3 separate regions of the Mus musculus genome follow, and regions 1 and 3 are each linked to region 2. Evidence: chromatin loops called from intact Hi-C (ENCODE). Cell type or tissue: heart. All regions are shown on one strand. Region 1 overlaps Itpr1 (inositol 1,4,5-trisphosphate receptor 1). Region 2 has its middle 34 kb from the start of Gm44040. Region 3 overlaps Itpr1 (inositol 1,4,5-trisphosphate receptor 1).

What was found. A loop is a pair of places that touch in the nucleus more often than their neighbours do. Peaks named below come from ENCODE experiments on the same cell type or tissue, not always from the same donor. Only the 100,000 strongest peaks of a DNase experiment are listed, where the experiment ranks them.
Region 1: a loop joins it to region 2, with 1.8 times the contacts of the local background. A loop is called at or near these places in 4 of 42 quality-filtered maps.
Region 3: a loop joins it to region 2, with 12 times the contacts of the local background. A loop is called at or near these places in 3 of 42 quality-filtered maps.

What each region holds. Positions count from the first base shown.
Region 1 is chr6:108,509,263-108,511,762 of GRCm38, reverse strand. Itpr1 (inositol 1,4,5-trisphosphate receptor 1) reads right to left here. Exons shown (of 62, transcript NM_010585.5): 55 at 904-1,068. Among named protein-coding and RNA genes, the nearest start is that of Mir7661, 21 kb to the right of the region's middle. In heart, no CTCF peak of the experiment used is centred here; a DNase peak (open chromatin) is centred at 1,542.
Region 2 is chr6:108,568,423-108,570,922 of GRCm38, reverse strand. No RefSeq gene overlaps it. Among named protein-coding and RNA genes, the nearest start is that of Gm44040, 34 kb to the right of the region's middle. In heart, a CTCF peak has its summit at 1,040; DNase peaks (open chromatin) are centred at 422 and 1,232; H3K4me3 peaks cover 393 bases; H3K27ac peaks cover 590 bases.
Region 3 is chr6:108,455,828-108,458,327 of GRCm38, reverse strand. The region is part of intron 44 of Itpr1 (inositol 1,4,5-trisphosphate receptor 1); the gene reads right to left. The region is part of intron 3 of Gm35165 (a long non-coding RNA gene); the gene reads left to right. Among named protein-coding and RNA genes, the nearest start is that of Gm35165, 16 kb to the left of the region's middle. In heart, a CTCF peak has its summit at 1,518; DNase peaks (open chromatin) are centred at 607, 1,087, 1,517 and 1,967; H3K4me3 peaks cover 823 bases; H3K27ac peaks cover 2,340 bases.

The DNA of each region.
Region 1 (2,500 bases), 59 kb after region 2:
ACATGTGATCCATACAGTATCCCTGCGAGGAAAACCTTCTTCTCAACTTGGAAGGAAGGAAGGAAGGAAGGAAGGAAACTGAGACAGACAAAAGCAGCTTAGAAACCATACATGGGTTTTCCTTAAGGACGTTTCACAATCCCTATTGTCTAAATCCTTTCATTCCTTTCCTTTCCTTTCCTTTCCTTCCATTTCCCTACCCCCCCTCTCTTATTTTTAGCCCTTGGATATTTTTTTTGATCTTCATATTTTTATATTTCTTGTGTTTGCACCATAAAAGTTTATGCTTCTTGCCATGTTATGTAGGTGCACTGAAATTTCTTATCCCCAATTTTATAGATCTAGGTTTCTTTTGACTTTGGCACAGAAAATCATTATTTGGTTTATAACTTAATCTGCTCCCAAGAAAGGGACAGAACCAACTCACCAACTGTCAAGGTCTTAACAACTTGGCTCTATGGGAACAAAATCACTTTTACTTAGCAAGCTCACTGTCCTGGGTCCTGGGCTTTGCAAGTTGCTCTTACTTTGGTCCTGACATGTTTGCCTTGAGAAACAGATTGCAGAGGACTGTAGGTGACTGTGTCAAACATATGCCTCTTGGCAAGTGCTTCCCAAGTGAGAGAAATGGACACATATATAGGAAACATCTGAACTGCAGAGGCACCTCCTCCATGAGTGGAAACTACAGATGTGCCACATACAGGACATGATGAGATCCTGCACTGCCAGGTTCCCTGGAGCTGCCCTGTTTCCTATGTCATTTTCCTCTCAGATCCTCCCAAGATCGGATGCAGTTGGAGCTTGATATTATAGAACCAGGCCCAGTAGCTGTGATTAGAAGGTGGGGGGTCTGTGATAAGAGATGACACAGTTCTCCACATGTGAACCCCTGGTACTCACCAGCAAGCTATAGAAGAACTCATGTACGAAGAGGCCCATGGCACAGATGAGTAGATACAGCAAATGATAGAGGAACTCCACATCCAGAACCATGGCCCGGTAGCCTCTGGTGAAGGTCCCACAGTTGCCCACAAAGCTCATCAGGAAGATGATTTTATTGCAGACCTGAGAACAGACGGTGGTGGGAAGAGTCAGATGGCAGAGACCATGCTCAACTAGGCGTGAGAACCTGAGAGGAGCCTTAGCACCGAGTGCCCACCAAGCTCTCTCAGAACTGTCCTGGGACTCCAAGTCATTCCAGTACTTTGCTTTTCAGGCATAATACAAATTACACAGTAGTCAAATCATTTCAAGTGCACCAGCAATCAAGCAGCACTTGTGTACGGCAAAAACAAAATTAACACATACTGAAATGATGGTTTTCGAAATGAACCATTTCTAACATTCTTGTATGAGTCAGTCAGATACAGAAGTCACCCGTCTCTGTGAACTCTGCGATCAGCATGCTTAAAGCTCGTTATCTAAGCTGGCTCCATTCCAGACACTACAGGGGCTGAGCTTAGTGAGAAGTGGACACGGCTCAACTTTCTTGGCTTCTGCAGTCACAAGTAAGATGAACATTTTCTTAAGAAACAAAAACAGGGTTTTGCCAGGATGAGCTCTTTGTCCTGTACTTCTTTCAGGGAACGATTTCTGACCTTCCCATGGGGGATCCACCCCTTTTCAAGAACCAGTTCCCGAGGTCGGGAAGGAGCTTCATCTGGCCAATCACAACATTATATTCTTCTGGATATAATAATTGTTCAAGGATTGTCATGTGACCAAATGAGCCAATAAAACCCAGGAGGCATTTTTTTCTCCCCTGGGATTATAGCAAAAGACAATTTTGTTTTTTTTCTACTTACCTTGAACCTGAAGGGAATATGAGTTTAGGGCTACTGTCCTCTTCTTACCCCACCGTGGGTCATAAAATCACAAACATTCAGTAGACACAGAGCCAAACTAAGGGACAAAAGAATTGGGCCCCGATGCCACTGCCTAAGCCCCCATATTCAGCTATACCTGAAGCCAGGTTCTTGCTTTCTATGTCAAAATGAACCAATGCATTTCCACTCTGCTTCATCTAGCGTGGGTTTCCTGACACCCACTATTGAAGGGTCCCTGACTTACCTACTAGATAATACATTTGTATGTGAACATATACCCCATGCCTGGAAATCCATCTCCATTAACAGGCTGACAGAAAAGCTAGAAAGAACACTCTGAATGCACTTGGGGAAACCATCTTCTGCTTCTCTAGTTCCCTTGGCACCAGGCACACAGACATCCTGCCAGCTAAGCTGCAGGCCAGTGTAAGCCAACTCCTTGACAATCAGATAAGGGAGGACACCAACACGGACAGAGAACCTCCAGCTTTCTCAAGCACCCTCAACATACAATCGGCCAGGTTTCCCCTGAGTTCTGACCCTGTGGGTGAGATTTCCTTACAGGGTAGCAGAGCATGACTGACTCTGGATGGAGGTTTAGAGAGAGGGGTTTGGAGAAACGAGAGATGATCATAGTCCAGTTGACACCACAGAACCTCCTACACACCCAA
Region 2 (2,500 bases):
ATAGAATTACCATTTGGACCACAGAAAGACTCAAAGGCACTTTTCTGTCTGCCCCCCTGCCCTGTGACCTTTGCTAAGTCATTTGATCTGGGGCTTCAGTTTCCCCAATTGTCCTGAGGAGTTGAGGCTTGAAAGTGGCCAGGGAGGACACAACATGTCATGTCACATTACATTCAAAACATGTCTAGTGAGTATTTAGGATGTTCATCCATGCCCTCCCTCATCCCGGGGTTCTGGTGCCTAGCGCCAGCACTGTGCCAGTTAGGTGCTGAGGATCCAGACTGGGCAATGAGGCCAGTTTGGTCTCAGCTTCCTCACCCAGCTACAAATTGGCTTCAAAGGTCATGAGAAAAGGCGAGGCCTATGACGTACTTCCTGTAGTCCCTGGCACAAAATGGGCTCCTAACCCAAGCAACTGGCTTCCGGCTGTACAGAGGGTTTGGAGACAGCTGTTCCTATGAGACTGGCCTGGTCTGGAGAAGTGGAAACAGACCTTGCAAGCTGGGTGTGCACAGCGCCGAGCAGGGCTCAGTTTCCACGTTGCTGGCTAGCCAAGAAGGAATGCAATTACTCAGTAAGCACACTCCCATTGATCCCTGCCTTAGCAAAAGCGTCTCAGCGTTGCTGTCAAATTTCCAATCCAACCCCTGTTAAAAAAAAGAAAAGAAAAAAAAGAGAAAAAGAAAGAAAGGAAGGAAGGAAGGAAGGAAGGAAGGAAGAAAGAAAGAAAGAAAGAAAGAAAGAAAGAAAGAAAGAAAGAAAGCCCAACGAACGGTTCATGGACGTTTCCCCCCTGAATTCACACTTTCTAATGAATAAGAAGAAAACAAGATTGGCCTACATCAGAGGTGATTTGTGTATCAGGATGAAATTACAAGCATTTAATGGCAGAGTTGGTAAAAAAAAAAAAAAAAAAAAAAAAAAAAAAAACAACACATAGTCTTCATCCGTCACTGTGGCTCTCAGCTCTAAGTCTGGAAACTAGTCATACTTTGTGCCTTAGGGATAATATAAAAAAATACTGCTGCCCCTGCTGCCGCTAGGTGGTCCTCAACAGCTGTTTCTGTTTTGATGCTATAGACTCCTGTTGTGACCTTAGTTTCACCTTTTTCCTGCCAGTAGCCACTGTAAGGTCCTGTTGCTACAAGAATTAAGGGAAAACCCATTAGCAATGAGTTATAACCACACCCCTGACTTCTGCAGAATGTTGAGTAAATCAAACTTCTGTTCTTTCTGGAAAAAACCTGCAGCTGAAACTGGGATCAGGGCTAAAGAAACCCAGCTGGATTCCGTGTCTGCCTGCCCCTGGCAGTTTCTGTTATGATCTGTTTATCATACAACATTTTTTTTTTTTTTTGAGGATGTGACTAGCTTTTCTAAGTCTAAGATGATGACATCCACTGTGGGAGGCCTCACGCCTAAAAGACACAGGAACAGCCCATTAATCCTGACCCCTCTGCTCAACGCTTGTTGAAGTCAGTGGTCTGTTCACACGTATTAACAGTTCTCAGAAAACAGTAGCTATTGGCTAGTGTTATCTATGAATAGTAACTTAAAGATGAATAAAACATGAAGAATTTCTGGGCTCAACACTTTCAATTAGCCCCACCCCCTTTTTTTTTATTTCAATCTTTTAAAAAGTTGGTGAGTTTAGATGATAATGTCTATGACTCTTAAGATTGCTATAAAAGGCTGGGCGTGGTGGCGCATGCCTTTAATCCCAGCACTCCGGAGGCAGAGGCAGGCAGATTTCTGAGTTCAAGGCCAGCCTGGTCTACAAAGTGAGTTCCAGGACAGCCAGGGCTATACAGAGAAACCCTGTCTTGAAAAAACAAACAAACAAACAAACAAACAAACAAAAACAAACAAACAAAAAGATCCAATTGTCTGTCTTTGAACTCGTTTTAGTCCACCAATTTTTTTAAAAGCATGAGTATACACTATGCTACATCAATATAGCATTATTATCAATATTCATTGAGATTGTTCTATATATGCGCTTAGTGTATGAATGTGTGTGATAGTTCTATATGTATCTATACATTCACATCAGTGATATGTTTATATATAGCTACATCTATATATCAGTATCAATCACTCAGCATTGATGGGCTTGCCCCCTCCCACCTGCCCCCATTTCCTGCTTTCTGTAGTTTTGGGGATTGAACCCGGGACCCTGTTTATTCTGTGCTAGTATTTGACCACTGAACCACCCCATTACCGTTTTTAAAAGATGTTTTTTTTTTTCCTGTAAAATTATGCTTACCACCTTGTGCTTGTATTAAAGCCAGGGACTTACTTCTTGGGCAAGTACTCTATCACTGAGCTGTAAGTCTTGGTAATTTGTAATGTTCAAGAAACACAATTTACCTTTTTTTTCTTTAAAGGAAATCTGACAATGTTTGGGGGGTTTACAAAAAAGTATAATTTGTTTATTTGAATAAGAGGATGGAGAGTTTTAATTTAAAGCATAGCAACCCTTGAGGAGCTGCTCATAAAA
Region 3 (2,500 bases), 110 kb after region 2:
AGCTACAAACTCCAGGCTCGACAGTCTGTGGGGTCATGTTGCAAGAACATTAATAAAGCCACATTTCTCAAACACCAGCTGCTGAGGGTGACTCCACCACACCTTCCTTCAATTACAGTCCCTCCCCCCCCCCCCACACACACATTTTAAAGTCTTGGATTTTTGGAACAGTTGCGGAAGAATACACATGGCTTACAGAACCACAGGCTTGAGTGTCTGAACCACGCTGATGAAGCAAGCTCAAAATGCAAGCGTAGGGTACTGGTAAAACGCGGAGGGCTACTTTTCCAAGGGATCTTAGTGGACCTTGAGAAATCTAAGTGTGGGCAGGCTCTGAAGTGGCAAGTGGCGCTAAGATATAGAGCGGCGGTCAGCTGTGAACACCAAGAACGTTCTCAGAACTGAGGGCTCCAGATTTGTGTCTGAGGTGACTGAATTGCTTCATATTCAGGATCAAGCTGCTGCCTAGCCCAGTAAAAACCACTGTAGGTAGGGCTTGCCCAGCACAAGCGCAGCAGTAGAGCACTTGCCCTGGGTTCTACATCCAACACCAGGGAGAAAGAGAAAAAAGTCTCAACCACGAAGTTCACTCTCTTGGAAGGTTTCCAAAGGGAAAGTCCCTCAAGTTACTCAGAGGGAAAAAAAAATTACCTACTCAGTCTGGAATCTGGGATGTTTTATGCAGATGTCTGCCGCTCTAGTTAATGAAGGGAAGTCAGCCGGCCTTTGATTATTCAAACAGCTACCTCCAGTAAGGATTGCACAACTCGTAAGCAATGAAGGGGTGGGCTTGACTTTTTAAATTTTTTTTTAACTTTAAAAATCTTAAGCCTGTTTTGCTGGAACTGTCCCCCCCCCCACCCCCACCCCCAACCCACCCCCACCCCCCCCCGCTGGAGTTTTTCATCTCAACTTATTCTTTTGTACTTGTTAAAAGCTTCCGCTCTGCTGAGAGTGTGGACACAAAGTCAGCACAGAAACCTGGGTGGCTTCCCTCAGAAGCCGAGGTGCAGGGAGCAGGGAGCTCTCCCTGGCAGCCACAGGGCTCTCAGCCCTTCCTTCCTTCCTTGCTATGTATCAGAGTCAGGGAGGGAGGGTGTGTGTGTGTGTGTACACGAGCTCTCACACACATGCACTGTTCTCGAGACAGATGGAGGATCAAACCCAGTTTCACCCGTGCCAAGTACACACTGTCCCACTTAGCTAATTCCCTAGCACATGACTTTTTCTATTTTTTTTAAAATGTGTGTTAATCCAACCTGTAACTTTCAGGTAACAGGGGTCATCATTGTGGGACAAACTTCCCTTGTTTTCCTTTTATAAAGTGTGACTCTATTTCATAATAATATGGCTAGAGGGGACAGATGTCATTCAGTTTAGGGCAAGAGCAGAGACCAGGATGTAGGGAAACACAAACAACCGCTCTCCTCCGGGGCAAACTGCTGTGCTAGGAGCAACGGAATCCACCTGGTTCCGGAGCAATCTAGCAGGAGACAGAAAGCTTCCATCCCGCCACAGGGAGGCTAAGCCCGGGCAATGGAGGGAGTGGTTACGAAAAATCACGGGAAAATAGACAGGGGAGGGTGGGAAAGGAGCACCTTAGGAAAAACTCTTCTGAGGCCCTGGGGCTACACAATGGGGGTGTTTGTGGAAGGGAGGGAAAATATTCCTGTTTCCTGAGGCAGCTCCAAGAAATCACGAGTGGGCGTGAGAAACAAGGAAGCGCATGGATTAAAAAGAAAGAAAAGAAAAGAAGGGGGTGGGGAGTCAGGGAAGGAGAGAGCAGGATCCTTGAGAAACAGGGGAATTAAAAAACACCATGGCAACAATGCGGCCCACCTACTACCCCTGGCCGCCCACCCACAGCCTGATTCTTTACTGACGCATTTTGAGAACAAGCTGGTTCCTACCAGCTCAGGAAGGTGAGCAAACCCAGAGCTCATTAAATCCCAGCTCTGCGACTCTTGCCTGCCTGCAGATAGTGAGCAAGGAGGACATAAATAGAAGTTATGTAACAGCGCTTTGTTGATTCCTGTGCTCACCAAAAACATGCGGCATGACCTGGTTTTTCTTTAAAGTTCGCCTTGGCCTGCAGGTTGCCGACTCTAAGGCAGTGAGGAACCATCTTAATGTTTAAACAGCAGGATACAGACTTCCGAGTTAAAAGGAACTCAGGCCAAAGCTAGGAATCCTTGGGGCAAGTTATCTCTGGATATTTAAAAAAAACAAACAAACAAACAAACAAAAAAAAAACCAAGAATAACAACAACAACAAAAAACCAACAAACAACACAATAGTAACAAAAACGGGTGAAAAATCTTGAGATTTCCTCTTAGGACCTTTCCTGATGAAAACTGAAAAACTTGAGGGTAAACGCCCACAGCAGAGCCTCAGGAGAGTGGCTCCTGTGGGTTTTACAGGGAGATGACAGAATGAACAAAGAAATAGAATAGAAAAGAAAGCAAGCATGAGTGCCCCTCGGTATGGTGGAGGAGGAGG